2 separate regions of the Mus musculus genome follow, and region 1 is linked to region 2. A link is a loop called in an ENCODE intact Hi-C map of the cell type or tissue named here. Cell type or tissue: gastrocnemius. All regions are shown on one strand. Links, peaks and the distances in the headings refer to the core of each region. The heading gives the core; the rest is flanking DNA.

Region 1 (8,000 bases), core at 1-8,000, 120 kb after region 2:
CCAAGAGGATGAAACCACAAGCCAAAGGATGTGAGGCCTCTAGCAGCTGAGGAAGACAAATCTGGAGGCTCCATTAGGGACTACCCTTCTAACCTGAATTTAGATCAGCAAGTCTCGTGTTGAACTCCTTACATCAGAGCTCAAGATAGGAACGTGCACACCTGAAGCCACCAAGCACTGTCGAAGCTGGGCACAGGTGTGTACATGTCCTCATACTCCCAGTTTTTCTTTTGTGTAGCAATACGCTTGCCCAAGGTTCATAATCCTCCTGCCTCAGCAGGAAAACAGGAATGTACCAATATGACTCATTTTCTGAGTCTCCTATACCCTATGCCTCGTGAGGATGGGGTAGAAACCTTGCTAGGTATCGTGATCTGAATAAGATGGCTCTGACAGGCTCATCTACTGGGATATTTAGTCATTGAAGAGTGGCACTATTTAAAAGAATTAGAAGTCCGGGCGGTGGTGGCGCACGCCTTTAATCCCAGCACTTGGGAGGCAGAGGCAGGCAGATTTCTGAGTTTGAGGCCAGCCTGGTCTACAGAGTGAGTTCCAGGACGGCCAGGACTACACAGAGAAACCCTGTCTCGAAAAACCAAAGGAGGAAAAAAAAAATAGAATTAGAAGGATTAGGTGTGGCTTTGCTGGAAGTTTGTCACTGGGGGGTGGGTGTCTGTCACATCAGGATATGTGGCATTTAGCTACTCCAGTTGAGCACCATACCTGCCTGCCTGCTGCCAAGCTCTCTGCCATAACAAACTAAACCTCTGAAACTAAGCTATCCCCAATTAAATACTTTCTTTTGTAAGAACTGCCTTGACCATGGTGTCTCTTCACTGTAATAGAATAGTAGAATAGTGACTAAGACACTAGGGTTGATGGGCATGTGTCCAGTAGCTGGAACACGGGTCACTCACCGACAGGATGGCCTGCTTGATGTGGGCATCCCGCTGGTCCCTCCTCAGGGTGACACCTGTGAGCGGACAGATGAAGAACACACCAGGCACTGCCAAATGGGGAGAGATTTCCTCCTTGGGCTCAGGTACCTGAAGACAGAAGACAGGAGGCTCTTATAGCTGGACATATAGGCCCACGCTGTCACTCCTCCTTTCCAAGGGTCTGTCTCCTCCCCACTGCCACAGGTACTGCTCATATGCATGAAGCTCTCCCTCCCCAGGCTTCAGCTGCCTCCATACTGCCCGAGAACACTGGGCAGTCCCCAGCAGATAACCTTACCGAGTTGGTCCCAGGAGCTCCTGGATTGTTGCTGGAGGTGGCTTCGGCCTGAAGTTCCTTCCTCACTGAGAGTAGGAAGGGGTGATATGGACAGAGTAAGGACCCATCCTGAACCCAGAGGCTGAGCCTCTGGGTGCAAAGGTGGGAGTTGGGGGGTGGGGAGGGGGCTGGTCTGAGAGCTAGCAACTCTCCCTCCCAATGTCCAGGAGGTAGAATCTAGTCCCTGCTTCTCCAAGTCTCCATCCAAGCAAGAACTAATGGTGTCTCTGCCACATGGGACTCAGAGCTACCCTCTGGGGACCCTTTCCCATTGGATTCAGTCTGCCCCAGATGCCACCTAGAGCAGAACTCACCCTGGTTCCGGATGGAGTCCTGAGATGTAGGGCCCCGGGCTCGGGGCTGTTTCTGTTCCAGCCGGGCCAGGGCAGCAGCGGCAGCCATCTGTGCCTCATCAGTGGGGCCCTGACGGGGCTGCCGGAGGGCCAGCTGTGGTGACTTTCCTTTGGTGGTCTTCTCCCTGAACAGACATAGGGACCCAATTTTGCAAAACGGTGTATAGAGGAATTTTAATCAAGCAACATGTGGGAGGAATGCAGACATGCAACAAATCTTTAATCTCTCTTGCTGGAATGCAGACAGGTCCATAGTATGTATCTTTAATCCCTAACAATGTAGGTAAGGTTAGTTTGTAGAAGGAAGAAGTCATGTTTGAAAGTGGCATCTAATTGAGTGGCAGACAGTGACGAATCAGAAAAATTTGACAGAATGAGTCAGGGATAGATTACACCCAACTCTGAGAACAGTCAGGAAAGAGAGGACTCAAAAGGCAGCACAGAGAGAGAGAGTTGAAAGCAGTTCAGCCTGCCAGTGCAGTTCAGAGGCAGGTTGCAGCGAGAGAATGAGAAGGAACCAGAAGATTAGAAGAGACTGCCAGACTTAGTTTGAGTCCAAGCAGAGCACTTCAGTGAGAAATTGAGAGAAGCCAAATTGAATTAGTCAGCTTGGTTAATTAGATTGTACAGATGCTAGAAGCTTCCTGGGATAGTTGTTAGAACATGGATAATGCTCTGAGCTCAGCCCAAGCAGTGTGTTGTGTTCACAGAGCATGGTTGCAGCTCTCATCACTTCATCTGAGGAAATAAAAGTGACATTTACTTTTATAGATCACACACAGATCACGGACACTGGACCATCCCCTCCAACTTCTGGCCTGAGGATCCTTTGAACCTCCATGTTCCTCTCATCATTGAAACTGCCCCACTATTTGTAGCTGTACCCTGGTGTGTTTACCTCCCTTCTAGCCCTGGCTTGCAGGCCCCTCCTTCTCCTCACATTCAGCCCCAGTCGCTGGTTGTCATTTTCCTCCACATATACTTCCTGCAGACTACTCCCTGGTAGCCTGTAGCTGTCTCCAATCTCTACTTCACCCCTTCTGAGCAGCTCCAACATGCCTTACCTCCCTCTCCAGAACACAAAGTTCTCCGGAAAGAACTCCAGGAAAGTACTCCTGGAAGACCCGGAGTTGCCAAGGCCCCCACAGAGATCCCATCTTCACCTGTCACCCCAACCACTCAACAACATTCTGGGTCTGGGCCTCTCTGGTTTCCACACTCCTCCAAGATCCTTCTATAATCCTCTCTCACTCCCCAACCCCTCCCAGATTACCACACAACCTACAAAGAAGTCTTAACATCTCTCACAGACCTTCTTCCCACACCTTCTCTTAGGTCCTTCCTACCCACATTTCGCCAAGGCCACACCTTTAGGCGGCTCTTCTCTTAGCTAAATTCTGGGCATTGCCCCGTCCCTTCTCACCACCCAGAACCAAGAGTCTCTAAGCAGTGACCAACGCGCCCTGGCCACGACCGCCCACGCCTACCCTTAGCGCCCCGCCCACCCGTGCTACACCACACAACTGCCCTCCCTTCTGCCCCGCCCACCACTGCTACAACGCCCCGCCCTCATTGTAGGCTCCGCCCCTGCCTTACAATCTTCCACACCCCACCCACCAATCTACTCCTGCTAAGCATAGCCTAGAAAGACCCTGACACCCAACCGCCGGCCCTTTTTGCCCCCTGGCCCTCGCCCTCTCCGTCGCCCAACCAGCGTCACATACCCTGCGGAATCCGTAAGCTTCTGGCCGGGCCCCGCGCTCTTGAACTTGATGTCAGCCTTGATTTCCTGGAAGAACTTCTTCATGGCGGCAGCGGCCCGGCGGCTTGGGCCGCAGGGCGGAGGGCGCAGGGCCCGGGTGGATGAGGAGCAGGCGGCCAACCACCGGAAAGAAAATATCGCGGCGACGGAAGTCCCGCCTGGTTCACGTGACAATCGCCTTGCAGCACCTCGCGCGGGCGGGGCGCCATCTTCCTGTCTGCGGACGCCGTTGCCGGGGCGACAGGCTCGCCTCCCTTAAGACCGCAGCAGCCACCAGGGGAGCTTAAAGAGAGCATCCAAACAGCGAGCAGCCTAGAAGAGTACCCAGAGCTACTGGAACCAGGGTGGATGTCAGGAGTTCAAGGCCAGTCCATACTACAGAGAAAATGAGTATGAATGTACTGTGCATGAGCCTGAAATCTGCTCTGGGAGAGACAAGCTAGAAGGAGCCGACAGAGAGATTGGTACAGGCAAGGTCAAAGCAGAGACCGCAGTTGGTACAGGGCTTGCTCAACATGTGCAAAGCTGAGTTTAATCTCCTCCAACACTTCCATCTCGTGTGGTGTGTACACACAACAAAAAGTTGGATGCTCTGGACTCAGGCTTTTTAGAACACTACTGTTCATGTGAAAAACAGCCATCATCTAGATCAGAATCACTGTGACTGTGCAAGAGACCCCCAAAATCATATACTTCACTGTTAATGGTCACTCATTAGAAAGAAGGGGGGAAGTGGGTCATTGGACACAAACTTGAGATTCCAGGAGCTCTTCTGCACCCCCTGTCTGTGTGCATGTAATTCTACCCTAATGCGCATGGCATTGTGGTCTTTGGATCATGTAACTGAAGTGCCTATGGGCAAGCTTTCGTCTGTGTTGGTGTGAAATTTGTCAGAGATAAAGCAGCTTTGTGGGCTACCCAGGCTGTTAATAATTTTATTAGTTTTGCCAACCATTAGATCCAAAAATGCACAAAGCTGAAGGATGGGACACCCTGGTGATTTCAAGGAAACAAGCCCCATGGCTGGAGGAGAGCAATGGAGGCATTTGATGAGAACTGTGGAAGACAGGTTTCCAAGAGCTACAGTGAAGAGAGGAGTGGAGCACCTTAAAGAAGGCAGCCAGGATGTGGGCTGGAGAGATGGCTCAGCGGATAAGATCTTCTAGAGGTCCTGAGTTCAATTCCCAGCAACCACATGATGACTCCCAATCATCTATAATGGGATGCAGTGCCCTCTTCTGGTTTGTCTGAAGGGAGCAACAGTGTACTCACATACAAATAATTTTTTTTAAGATTTGTTTATTTATTTATTTATTTATTTATTTATTTATTTATTTATTATATGTATGTACACTGTAGCTGTCTTCAGACACTCCAGAAGAGGGCATCAGATTTTTGTTAGGGATGATTGTGAGCCACCATGTGGTTGCTGGGATTTGAACTCAGGACCTTTGGAAGAGCAGTCAGTGCTCTTAACCGTTGAGCCATCTCACCAGCCCCAACAAACCTTTTTGTTGTTGTTGTTGTTGTTTTGAGAGACAGGGTTTCTCTGGATAGCCCTGGCTGTCCTGGAACTCATTTTGTAGACCAGGCTGGCCTCGAACTCAGAAATCCACCTGCCTCTGCCTCCCGAGTGCTGGGATTAAAGGCGTGCGCCACCATGCCCGCCAACAAATAAATCTTAAAAAAAAAAAAAAAGGCAGCCAGGAAATGTTTAATAAATGTTCCAGGGCTGGTGAGATGGCTCAGTGGGTAAAGAGCACTGACTGCTCTTCCAAAGGTCCTGAGTTCAAATCCCCCGGCAACCACATGGTGGCTCACAACCATCCGTAATGAGATCTGATGCCCTCTTTTGGAATGTCTGAAGACAGCTACAGTGTACTTACATATAATAAATAAATCTTTTAAATAAATAAAATGTTCCAAGACATGGTATTTTAGTCCTTTGGCGGGGGGCGGGGGGGAGCCAGTCACTGGTGGCACATTCCTTTAAATCCCAGCACTCAGGAGGCAGAGGCAGGCAGAACCTGGTCTATAGATTGAGTTCCAGTTTCTTGAGAAAGAAAAGACAGAGAGAGAGAGAGAAAGAAAGAAAGAAAGAAAGAAAGAAAGAAAGAAAGAAAGAAAAAGATAGATTGTGGGGTTTTTTGTTTGTTTGTTTTTGTTTGTTTGTTTTTTAATTTGTAGACTTGCGTTTTACTATGGAGACCAAAATGGCCTTGAACTCACAGAGATCTACCTGTCCCTACCTCCTGAGTACTGAGATCATAGGTGTACACCACCAAGTTCCCCACTATATATGTCAGCGGGAAGGCAGCCAGAGAACCAAGAAGGAGCTTTATTCCTTTGAGACAGGGTCTCTCCCTGAACCTAGAGCTAGGCAGGACACAAACCCTAGCCAGCCATCCTTCATCTCTACCTCCCAGAATTCTGGGCAATTCTCATGCTTCCCTCCTGAATACTGGGAGGACAGGCTTAAGTGAGCCAGTTCTCTGTCAATTTTTTAGGTCCTGAGACGTCCCTACAGCCTAGACATGCCACCTTTATTAGTTTTCCTTTGAGATCATACATAGATTAAAAAAAAACCCACAAGAATACAAACAGTTCTTTATGTGTGAGTCCACATAAAGTGGAAGCTCCAGGAACCCCAAGGACCAGACACAGTCCAAGATACGGAAGTCACGTGCTGGTGAGACGGCTCAGTGGGGTAGGAGCACTTGACTGCTCTCCCGAAGGTCCTGAATTCAAATCCCAGCAACCACATGGTGGCTCACAACCACCCGTAATGAGATCTGATGCCCTCTTCTGGCATGTTTGAACACAGCTACAGTGTACTTATGTATAATAATAAATCTTTAAAAAAAAACTTTAAAAAGATAGGGAAGTCACTAACCCTTCCTGGCCCCATTGGACATGGTTCATTATGGACCCTATTTTACAGCTAGGGAAATTGAGACACTTGGTATCCAATGTATTTTTTACTCAGCATGGAATAGTTTGTGACATTAAGTACAGTAGGTAATCAACACTGTCAATAAGAGAAATAAGCATCATGGGAATGGGGCTTAGAGAAAAGCTCATCTTCTCTAGCATGCAAAACACCCAGATTCCATCCCCACCACCACATAAGCCTTTGGGAAATAAAGTCAGGAGATCAAAAGTTCAAATTTAGCCTTGGGTACATAGCTATTCAGAAAGTAGTCTGGGCTAAGACCCAGTCATAAAAATAAACAACTACTAAGATCAGTATACATTTAAGTAAAGTAAATATGGCTAGTGAAATGGCTCATCGAGTGAATTACTTTCCCCGTAAGCCTCAGGTGAAAAAAAAATGAGTGGTGGGCTCCACAAAGCTGTCCTCTGATTTCTACACACGCTGTAGCATGTGCGTGCATGCCCACACATAGCACGCAGATTTGTTTTGTTTTGTTTTGTTTTTGTTTTTCGAGGCAGGGTTTCTCTGTATAGCCTTGGCTGTCCTGGAACTCACTCTGTAGACCGGGCTGGCTTCGAACTCAGAAATCTGCCTGCCTCTGCCTCCCAAGTGCTGGGATTAAAGGCGTGAGCCACCACTGCCCGGCAGCACACAGATTTTTAAGGCAGGGCACGGTGGCACACATGTTTGATCCAGAGCTGGGGAGACAGAGGCAAGAGTACATCTGTGAGTTCGAAGCCAGTCTGGTCTATATAAGGAGTTGTCCCCACCCCCCACTCACCAGTGAGGACAGCAGAGTGAGACCCTGTCTCCAAATAAAATTAAGAATAATTAAAATGGCTGGGCAGTGATGGCGCACGCCTTTAATCCCAGCACTTGGGAGGCAGAGGCAGGCGGATTTCTGAGGTCCAGGCCAGCCTGGTCCACAGAGTGAGTTCCAGGACAGCCAGGGCTACACAGAGAAACCCTGTCTCAAAAAAACAACAACAAAAAGAATAATTAAAATGCAAAATGTCAAAGTATAAAGGTGCTGTAAGTATAAAGTGAAAATATGTAATGTATTATAGACAACAAAAAAAGAAAAAAATTTTAAATAATGAAAGTAAACAAGTGAGCTCTGTCCCGCCCCCTTCTCAGCCCTGACCTTTCTTGATCACCGCCCCTTCCTCTGCCAACTCCTGGCGGGAGTTTGCTGAGTTCTGTGGAACTTGTCTTCATGTCCAGCCATTGGTCGAGCTATAGCCAATGGGCTTCATAGTTGCACTGATGCCCTTTTGGAAGGCTGTCGTTAATCCGTCTTCTACGCTGATTGGTTGTTTATATTTCGTCTGGCCGAGTCCAAAGGCCTGTTCAGTACTGTTATGTATGTTCCGGCCTCGCTAGGCCCCGCCCCATCACTGCTTGTCATTAGTTTCAGTCTTCCTTTCACCCACAGGCCACTGCCTCATGCAGCTCTTAAGCCACGCCCCTGTCAAGCCCCTGTCCGTTTTGCGTCTAATTCGTCTAATGCCCTTCACCCCGCCCCACATCCTGACTGCGAGCCACGCCCCTGAGCGATCCCCAACCTAAGCCCCGCCCATCATTCCTCTCTAGGCTCCACCCAGTAGCCGCTTAAACCTTTCGTCTTTTACCTCCGACACCCTCCGCCCCACCCACTGGCTCCTAGTCCACGCCC
Region 2 (10,258 bases), core at 1-8,000:
TTCCTTTGTCTCCTCCAGCTCTCGTGGCTCTAAGCCAGCCCAGAGTGCAATGCCATGCTTCTCGGTATCCCGTGGCCGTGGACTGCTCCTGGACTCCTCTCCAGGCTCCCAACTCCACCAGATCCACGTCCTTCATTGCCACTTACAGGTCAGAAAATGGAAAGGGTTTAGGAGGAAGCCAAGTATCAAGAGATTCCAATGTCCTGATCCACTCAGGGTAGGAGGCAGCCTAGGCCCCTTGGGAACCTGCTTCTAAAGCAACAGAACAAGTGTGGGGTGTGGGTATTCTAGGGAGTTCTTCAGAATCCACAGTCCCCAAGTCCCCCTGAGCATATCACCCCCTGAGCGTGACCCACAGTCAGCTGTGGGTGAGCTGGGGCCTCACGGGCACCCAGGTTCCTTTCGAGATTCACCATGGTGCTTCCCATGCAGGCTCGGTGTGGCCACCCAGCAGCAGAGCCAGCCCTGCCTACAACGGAGCCCCCAGGCCTCCCGATGCACCATCCCCGACGTGCACCTGTTCTCCACGGTGCCCTACATGCTAAATGTCACTGCAGTGCACCCAGGCGGCGCCAGCAGCAGCCTCCTAGCCTTTGTGGCTGAGCGAATCAGTGAGTGTCTGTCCTCCCTGCCCCTCTCCACCTGCTCCATCCCGTGGCTCCTCCCTGCCGCCGCCCCCCTACCCCCACCCACCTCTTGCTTTGTCCCTGCAGCTTCCATCCTTTGGCTCTGCTCCCGCCTCACAGGCTTCCTGTCGATGCCCCGGGGCCTTTGCATTGCTTCCTTCCTTGGCTTTCCTGGGTCTCTGCTCCAATGTTGGCTCCTCAGTGAGGCCTCCCCAAAAGTATATCATTAAACATAAGCAATAGTCACAGTTAAGAGAGGATGAAAGCCAAAGGTGGTGTACAAGTCTTTAATCCCAGAGGTAGGCAGATCTCTGAGAATTCAAGGCCAGCCTGATCTACAGATCATGTTCAATGCAAGCCAGGGTCACTCCTGAGCACCTGTCTCAGAAAAGAAAGCCAAGAACAAAAGCTGATGCAGGTCGGTGAAAGGCTACACAGCTCTCGAGGGTTTAAACCTGAAGTCTCGACATGATCGCCCAACTCCAATCCTAAGGATCTGCTCAACAGCAATAAAGCTGTTCCTCCCTACCAATCCTTGGCAACATCATTGCTGGCATCCAGAAGGCCAGTGCCCCGTGCGTTCCCATGGAGCGATGGGCACCCAGTGCTTATCTAGCGTTACTCAGCCCTAACAAAGAGAGAGTGGGGCTCTGGCACCAACAGCTGTGGCGGGACCTTGAGGACACTACGCTCAGTGAGCAACCCAGACTCAACCCACCCAGTGTGGGCTGCAGTACAGAGGAGTCTAGAGACAGGAAGCCTGAGTGCTGAGGACAGAGAAGGGTAGGAAGATGGCTTGTGTTGTCATGAAGGAGTGTTCCATAAGTAGGTGGAGTAATGAAAACGCTCTCTGCAGATGCACGGGATGTCTTCTAGCAGAGACTTGTGCTCTCAGAATTGTATCTCAGAAAAGCCCTTCAGCCTACTGGAGACTTGCACTTTTCTTTGCCTGTGCAACCCTTGTGACTTCTATCAGCAGTGATGAGAGCGGTCCAGCAAATGGTTTTTCCTTGAGCAGATAGACGAATGAAGGAATAAATGAATGCCTGCATGACAGATATCAAGTGGATGAGTGAATGATTTAGTAATGAATGAATGCATAATGAGTGAATGAAGGCAGAAATGACATGAGTGCATGCACACGAATGACTTAATGAATGAACGAATGAATGCATGAATGACTTAGTGAATGAGTGAATAAATGCACAACTGACATAATGAATGCATAATGAATACATGAAGGCCATGAGTAAATGAATGAATGACATGAGTGAGTGCATGAACGAATGAATGACTCAATTAGGGAGTGAATGAATGAATTCACAAAGGATACAGTGAATGACCTAATGACTGGGAAATGGATCCCTGAACGAATGAGTGTATAAACGATAAGCGCAAATGAATGAGTTAATGAATCCAGAAACAAATCTGCACTTGAATCAACCAATAAATAAATGTGTGAGTGAGATGGTGAGTAACTGAGTAGAGGAATGAATTAGTGAAGAATTTAGTGAATACGTGAACGAATGAAGTGTGAGTATGAATGAACGGCAGGACGGAGCAAATCCATGAATAGCTGTCTGAGGGCGAAAGCGAACATGTGAATGAATGAGAGTCACAAACGAAGACTTAGTGTGTGAGGGATGAACCGGCAGAGCGGACGCTGACCCCGGTCCTGCTCCCACCAGTCAAGCCGGACCCTCCGGAAGGCGTGCGCCTGCGCACAGCGGGACAGCGCCTGCAGGTGCTCTGGCATCCCCCTGCTTCCTGGCCCTTCCCGGACATCTTCTCTCTCAAGTACCGACTCCGCTACCGGCGCCGAGGAGCCTCTCACTTCCGCCAGGTGAGCTGCGCGCGCAGGGGGGCGTGGTCTGGAAGAAGGAGGAGCACAGAGGTGGATGCTGAGTGAGACTGGGTCCCACTGGGTAATCTCCTGTCTCCGCCTATCGCCTCTGTTGGAGCGTAGAGATTGTTGGTGTGATTCAGCAATAGACTTTACCTGCTTGCTGGGAATTCGAACTCACTGCAAGCTCTTTACCCACCAAGCCAGCTCCCCAGCTCCCCAATGCATTGTGGTCCTTCCCACCTCCTCCTTCCAATGGCCTGACACCCCTTCTCCCCACAGGTGGGACCCATTGAAGCCACGACTTTCACCCTCAGGAACTCGAAACCCCATGCCAAGTATTGCATCCAGGTGTCAGCTCAGGACCTCACAGATTATGGGAAACCAAGTGACTGGAGCCTCCCTGGGCAAGTAGAAAGTGCACCCCATAAGCCCTGAAGAGGGACTGGATCCTTGATATCAGACCCTGATGTCGTCTACTTGAGGGTGGCAGGGTGGCCTGTCCTGAGTCTGAATACTGACTTTCCATGTACTGGGCTGCTCCGAAGCACTGGATAATTCACTTGACTTCTTCAGACCTCAATTTCCAACCCTGTGGGATGATCTTTCTTCTTCTGCCGGTGCGGGGCTTTGTGAACTTTGTGATTTAATTAGAAAGACGGATTAAATAAGAATCATCATCATCGTGGTGTTTTGTTTTGTTTCTTTGTTTCTTTGTTTTGAGACCGGGTTTCTCTGTGTAGCCCTGGCTGACCTAGAACTGACTCTGTAGACCAATCTATCTTCAAACTCACCGAGATCGCTTGCCTCTGCCTCCTAAGTGCTAGGATTAAAGACGTGCACCACCACCCAATAGGAATTACTATTAAAATTAAGAATTCCTCTTTGCCCATTTTAAATTTTTAAATATTTTATTTTCAAATATAAGTAAAGGGTTATGTGCAGTGCCCACTGAGGCCAGACGAGGGCGCCAGAGCCCGTGAAGCAGGAGTACCGGTCCACAGGGTGACTGCTGGGTCTTCAGCTAGAACAGCCTGTGCTCCAGCACAGGAGCGCCTCTTTATCCCTGTCTGTCCATCATGTCCATGGAGTGAGTGACGTTGGGGCTTGTCTGTGTTTGTGTGCACACAGCACACCTCAAGGCCTCATACCTCCAAGGCTTCACCGACTGAGTCATCTCCACGGGCCCCCAAACAAGGCCTTCATGACAAAAAGAAGTTAATGTGGCTCGAGGGTCAGGAGCCTGGGGGGACACAGAATGGTGCTAGCTTCAAAAAGGAATTCCACATGGTACAGTGCATGAAGGGGGGCATGAAAGTGGGAGAAAGGGAGAGGATGGAGCAAGGTGCAAGGCCCTGCAAAAGGACATGGCACAGGAGCTACCTGTAGGAGAATGTTGGAGACACACCCCTAGCACCTGTTTCCTCAGCTAAGAGGAAAATAGGACAAAGCCCAGCCTTGTTGAAATGAGGATATCGAGGGTGGGGGTAGGGATGGAGGATGGTGGCAAGCTAAAGACCAGCCTAGAAATCCTGTTTCAAAAAGACCAAAAGAATAGGAGGAGGAGGAGCAATGGGGGCTGGGCTCAATGCTGGGGCTTGTCATATTTTGTAGGCACAAATAATAAATAAACAAATGTAAAAAACGAATACTAAGCCTGGCAGTGGTGGTGCATGTCTTTAATCCCCAACACTAGAGGCAGCCACAGGCGCATCTTTGTTGAGTTTGAGGCCAACCTGGTCTACAGACTGAGTTCCAGGACAGCCAGCACTACACAGAGAAACCCTGTCTCAAAAACAAAAACAAAACAACAGCAAAGATACTATTTTTTAAAGAAAAAAGTAAAAAGAGTTGGGCACAGTGTCTCTTATTTGTAAACCCAGCACTTGGGAGTCAGAGGGAGGGGAGGACTACTGAGTTTTCAAGGTCAGCCTGGATTACGTGGTGAGTTCCTCTCTCATAAAAGAAGAAACGCACCGGGTGGTGGTGGCACAGGCCTTTAATCCCAGCACTTGGGAGGCAGAGGCAGGCAGGTTTCTGAGTTCGAGACCAGCCTGGTCTATAAAGTGAGTTCCAGAACAGCCAGGACCACACAGAGAAACCCTGTCTCGAAAAAAAAAAAAAAAAAAAAGGAGAAGAAAGAAGAAACGCACGCGCGCACGCACACACCACCACCACCACCAACAAAACACAATGAAAACCAGGCAGGTCACTGATTCCAGGCTTGCAGTAAGATTGTTTCAAATTTAAGGCCAAGCTGGACTGCAGAGTCTGCTCCAGGCCAGCCTGGGCATCTTAGTGAGAGGCTACCTCCCAGCATTAGAGCGCTGGGTGGTGTTTTCTGTGGTAGAGTGCCTGCCTGGCATATGCAAAGACCCTGGATTCCATCCCCAGCAGCAGAAATAAAGAAACTTAAGAAGAAGGAACACCAGAACGGGACATGGTGGCCTTTAATTATTTGGTCCCAGAACTCACAAGCAGGAGGATCTCCTTTAGTTTGTGACCACCCTGAGCTACATAGTGAGTTACAGGACAGCCAGGGACACACAGTGAGACTCTGACTCAAAAAAACAAACAGCATTGTTGATCAGAGTTAGGAGAGAAAATGTTATTATCCCAGGCAGCTTTCTCCATCCTTTCAGTGTGCTAGATAAGCGCACACAGGATCCACATGTCCCGGAACCTTTATTTCGGGTTTCAACTACCGGCACCCGGAAGGGAACGGAAGCGCACTCCCGACTCGGATCGACAAAGATTGCAGCCAATGAGAACGATGAAGCGGGTAGGCACCAACCAGTGAGCCGGCTTAGGAAGTGGCGACACTGAGGCGCTGAATCGGAGAAACTCCCCGTAGACTGAGGACCGCTTCTTCGCTTGTTCGCTGGACAGGAAGCGAAAATGTCGGAACGGAAAGTTTTAAACGTAAGTGCTCAGAGTCTAAATGTTCCTACAGAGGGTGAAGTGTGCGAGGGCTCCGGGCGAGGCGTGCTTCCTTCCGGTCATTTCCTTTTGCAAGCCCCTCTCGCGCACACGCACGCACACGCACGCGCGTCTTCCAGTCGGGCGGGAGCTTTCCAAACTCTTGCCAATCACATTTTTGGGGGCGGTCGTTAGCTTCCCCCTCTCCCCGCCCCCCCCCCCCCAGCTTCGTGAGTAACCAATCATCACCAGGGAAGCGGAGCTTCTGTCACTTTACCCAATTGGGGGCAGGACTGCTTCTTTGTGGGTTTTCCCCAGATCAGATCAGGGGATGTTGTTGGTCACCTCAGTTCTTCCCGGCTTTTGTTGAATTAATATCCGAAACCTTTTGCAGAGATGTCTACATCATGTTGGGGTTTCTGGGGTGACTCAGTCTCCACTCTTGGAAAATTTTGCTCTCCATTTCCTGGATCTGTTTTTTAAATGTTTGCTTTGGGTTAAGGTTTCACTGTACACAGAAGGCCCAGAATGGCCTCGAACTCACAGACCAAAAGTTTGTACACCTAAGATGGGCTATATTCACTTTTTAAAGGATTAGTTTTATTTTCACTTTATGTTTTTCCTTCATGTCTGTCTGTGCAGCACGTTTGTGTGCACTGCCCAGGCTGACTGTAAACTCACAGTTCTGCATCAGCCTCCTGAGTGCTGGTATGACAGTTGTACACCATCATTCCCGTCTACCGCCTGAATTAGCAAAGCTTCCTCTCTCGTGAGCCTGGTTGCCAGTAGGTGTCAAAAGCAGAGCCTCCTTGTTGGTGGTCCACATAGCTTCTTTTTGGGGGAGAGGGGAGTTGTCTCTCTTCAGCCCCCTGTCTCAAATTCCCGGGTGCTGGGTTTGGACATTGGCATGCCAGTAACCCAGAGTGGTTGTCCCTGTGCGCCTCACCCCAGCCTCCCAAGCACACAGAGAGGCCAGAGCCTGTTCTCCCCAAGGAGATTCACTGGCCAGATTTTGCCCTGGGATGGTGCCCTGCAGCCTGTGTGGTACCCTAGTGCAGGTTAGGCCACCATTGACAAGGTCTGATTTATGTCGGGCCTCCATTTCCTCATGAGTGTCTAGAATCTTATCATGTGATAGGCAGCAGGGGTCCACCCTTACTGCAAACCCTGGGCCTCTAGAACCTTCCCTAGAAGGCATGTCACAGCGTAGGAAAGTGACCCACCACACTATATAATTTGTGTTGGAAGCTTGTGCACTCCTCCCTGTCCCAACTTCTCTTCTCATGACTGTGCTTCAAACAGCTCATGTCTGGAAAGGCTCCAGCAAGCTGAATCCTGAGCAGATAGATCCCTTAAACCAGAGTATCCTGCGTCTGCTAACATGGCTCTCAGACCCCATTCCTGCCCGTATGGGACCTGAGCACCAGAAAACAGCAACGCCCTCTTCTCCACAGAAATACTACCCACCTGACTTTGACCCATCGAAGATCCCGAAACTCAAGCTACCCAAGGACCGGCAGTATGTGGTGCGTCTGATGGCCCCCTTCAACATGAGGTGAATCCCTGGGGACATGAGGCTGGAGGCTGATTCTCTGGAGAAACAACAAACAAAGATAATAGTTCCCACCCTCACAGAGTCCCCAACCCCTATCTCAGTAGAAAATCAGAGTGACACTTGGCCCTGCAGGATTTTGGACCCTCTAGTGGCAGCCCTCCTCCTGCCCAGGGCCTTTGCACCACCTATGGCATCTGCCTGCAGATCTCTTGTAGCCAGCTTCTCTGACAGAGCCTGTCTCCCATCTCATCCCAGGCAGGCTGCCAGCCTCCTCTTAGACCTTCACCCCCACTTTCCTGGGTTCAACCAGCTTTGAACCAGACAGTTATTCACACTTGACTGTGTGTGAGAATCACAATCCTGTAAGTCACACCTGTACAGTCACTGAGGATGGAGAAGCTGTCCGTGTGACTAATTGATTATATCTTGTCTTCATTTCTTTGTTTGCTCCTGTCTTAGACACTGTGAACATGGGAGCTCTTAGAAGAGAAAGCATCTAATTGGAGTTTGCTTACAGTTTCAGAGGGTTAGTCCATTGTCACCATGGTGGGGAACATGGCAGTCATGGTGCTTGAGAAGTAGTTGGAGACTACATCCTGATCTGCAGGCAGAAAGAGAGAAACACCAGATGTGCTGTGGGTTTCTGAAACCTCATAACTCACCCCTAGTGACACTTCTCCAGCAAGGCCACACCTCCTAATCATCTTCCTCCTCCCGACCCCCCAAGACTCCTCGGTGACTAAGCATTCAAATCTATGACTCTTAGGGACCATTCTCATCCACACCACCGCACTCCTCTGCAGGCAGTTGTCAGGCACGTATCATTGATGGGGCGAGGGGAGCCTCCTGACCCTCAGAGGCTGGTGGGGAGTGGGAGTCATACCCATCCTCTGTAGTAACACAAGGACACATGAGGCAGGCAGGGCAGGTGGTCTGCCAGCCGGACAGTCAGGGAAGTGTTAGAATCTCAGGCTGCCAGGACAGCAGAGAAAAGGCCCTGAGGTAGGACTAAGCCAGAGGTGTTTGTAGGTACAGCAGTAAACCAGGACAGGAAGTGGGGGGAGCAGCCAGGGTCAGGATTCTGCTGTCCCCTTGGCAGTTCTCAGAAGCTCCATACACCCAGTCCCTCCTACCTATAAGGTACATATGCTGCCACTGGGTGCTAGAGCAGAGGACAGACACTCACGCGCCTGCCCCGGCTGCAGGTGTAAGACGTGTGGAGAATACATCTACAAGGGGAAGAAGTTCAATGCACGAAAGGAAACAGTCCAGAACGAGGCTTACCTGGGCCTGCCAATCTTCCGATTCTACATCAAGTGCACGCGCTGCTTGGCCGAGATCACCTTCAAGGTAGGGGCTTCATTCATTCGCTTTCCCTCTGTGAACACTCCACAAAAGGGCAGAGTGTTGGGAAGGTGCTTGCAGCAGAACCACACACAGAAAAGCCTGCCCACCTGCATGTGTGCAAGGTATGGGATATGTTGCGGGGTCAGGAAAAAATCATGTTGTTCTGGGCCTTGCTTGTTGCTTTGCTTCGACAGTGTCCTGTAGCACAGGCTGGACTCAAACTCCGATGTACTCGGGTGACTGTGATCCTGATCCTCCGGCCTCCACCTCTGGGCTGCTAGGACGGCAGCCTTATGCCACCACATCTGGATAAAAGTCATGATTTTCTTCTGTTCTTTCGTGTTTCTTGGGATGGAGGTCAGAGCTTCACATTCTCTAGGCAAATGTTCTTCCTGAGCCACTGCGCAAGCACAAAAGCCTGAGGACTTGGGGAAAGCTAGGAGAGGAAAAGCACTCTTCCTGTCGGCACCACTGGAGGCTGTGGGGTTTTGGGTTGGTTTAGATTGGGTTGGGTTTTTTTGGTTGGTTGGTTTATTTGGTTGTTATTTTTTCACTATAAGCTTTAACCTAAAAAAAAAAAAAAAATAGGATTTGGAAAAAAAAAAAAAAAAAAGCCGGGCAGTGGTGGCGCACGCCTTTAATCCCAGCACATGGGAGGCAGAGGCAGGCGGATTTCTGAGTTCCAGGACAGCCAGGGCTATACAGAGAACCCTGCCTCGAAGAAAAATAGGAAAAAAAAATAGGACTTGATTAAAGTGAACAAAACATAAGCTTGAGGAAGTTACAGTTTATTTTACATGTGTCACGTTTGTGTGTCTGGTGCCCAGGAAGACCACAAGGGGTGGGCTTAGGTCCCCAGCCACTGGACTTACAGAGTTTGTGAGCCACCATGTCAGCACTGGGAACTGAACCAGCTCCTCTGCAGTGGCAGCCAGGATCTAGCCCCTCATCCCCTTATTTTTGATTAAGGTCTTCTGTAGCCCAGGCTAGCCTCATTCACTTCATGGCCCCCTGCTTCCACCACCCCGACAGACACACGGCACGTTGGGTCATCTGTGTAGTTTGTAAGCAAGAAGATAAAGCTAGATGAGCACACAGCGCAGGGTCACTTTGTGTTTCTGCCTCAACCCTGGGGTGTCGCAATACTGCGGGATGTGCTGCTGCTCAGGGGAGGTGAAAGGCAGCGGTGTCAGGCTGAGTCTCTTCCTTGCCGCTGGGCCGCCAACACAGCGCTCAGGGAAAGTGAAACAGAGTCTACGATGGGATCCACAAGCCCACAGTGAGCTCCGGAGGGGAGGATCCCACTTGGCTGAGTGCCAAATGTAGAGAGGGGCCTCTTCTGGAGACTTAGGCATGGCCTGTATGATGAAGGTTTCCTTTCCCCACCCGCACCCCGTGGCAGTCCTTGATGAAGGGCTTGTCCAGACTGCTTTATTCATGCCAGATGGGGATGCTTACATCTCACTCAGCGTGAACCAGAGATTAAATACCTTTTGCAGAAAGGGATGCCCAGGAAGGGAAACTCATTGACTAAACACTCCAGGCCTATCTTGATAACCTCATTAACATGAAGAACTCAAGGAGTTTTGGGTTTGGTTTGGTTTGGTCAGGAGCTAGTTTGAATTCCCACTGTTCTCAATTATAAGATTTACTGGGGTTCTGAACTTGCTACAACCTTACCAGCTCTTCTGTCTGGTGGCACTGCCCACTGCCTCACAGCCCAGAGGTGTACTAAGGGCACAGATGGAGGGGGATGCACTAATAGTGTACACAAGGGGATAAGAGTCCATGAGGGAGTCAGGTGTTCTTTGTTATGGCTACAGAATGTTCCAGAGGGTGTGGGCATTAGGAGGAAGAAAGGCCCACAGCCACCAAAGGAGTAAGCACAGATACTGGTAGAAGGAATGGAGAAATGTACATGAGGGGCTCAGGCTGGCACCCGGCAGCCATTTCTCCCCTGCCCTAACA

What was found. Peaks named below come from ENCODE experiments on the same cell type or tissue, not always from the same donor. Only the 100,000 strongest peaks of a DNase experiment are listed, where the experiment ranks them.
Region 1: a loop joins it to region 2, with 3 times the contacts of the local background. A loop is called at or near these places in 3 of 42 quality-filtered maps.

Annotation. Positions count from the first base shown.
Region 1 is chr17:56,071,484-56,079,483 of GRCm38, forward strand. Ubxn6 (UBX domain protein 6) reads right to left here and starts at 3,543. Exons shown (of 11, transcript NM_001379361.1): 1 at 3,353-3,543; 2 at 1,590-1,753; 3 at 1,237-1,301; 4 at 918-1,046. The coding sequence starts at 3,435. In gastrocnemius, for the core only: a CTCF peak has its summit at 3,667; DNase peaks (open chromatin) are centred at 3,199, 3,582, 7,095 and 7,942; H3K4me3 peaks cover 2,815 bases; H3K27ac peaks cover 2,740 bases.
Region 2 is chr17:55,953,871-55,964,128 of GRCm38, forward strand. It overlaps Ebi3 (Epstein-Barr virus induced gene 3), which reads left to right. Exons shown (of 5, transcript NM_015766.2): 2 at 19-148; 3 at 433-611; 4 at 2,315-2,469; 5 at 2,752-3,152. The coding sequence ends at 2,907. It overlaps Yju2 (YJU2 splicing factor), which reads left to right and starts at 5,317. Exons shown (of 8, transcript NM_028381.3): 1 at 5,317-5,391; 2 at 6,843-6,943; 3 at 8,149-8,293. The coding sequence starts at 5,368. It overlaps Gm16712 (predicted gene, 16712), which reads right to left and starts at 5,531. Exons shown (of 3, transcript NR_108021.1): 1 at 5,264-5,531; 2 at 2,992-3,106; 3 at 901-2,497. It also overlaps a transcript of Zfp119b not described here. In gastrocnemius, for the core only: CTCF peaks have their summits at 3,432 (motif pointing right) and 5,413; DNase peaks (open chromatin) are centred at 2,471, 3,455, 5,268 and 5,503; H3K4me3 peaks cover 2,510 bases; H3K27ac peaks cover 2,036 bases.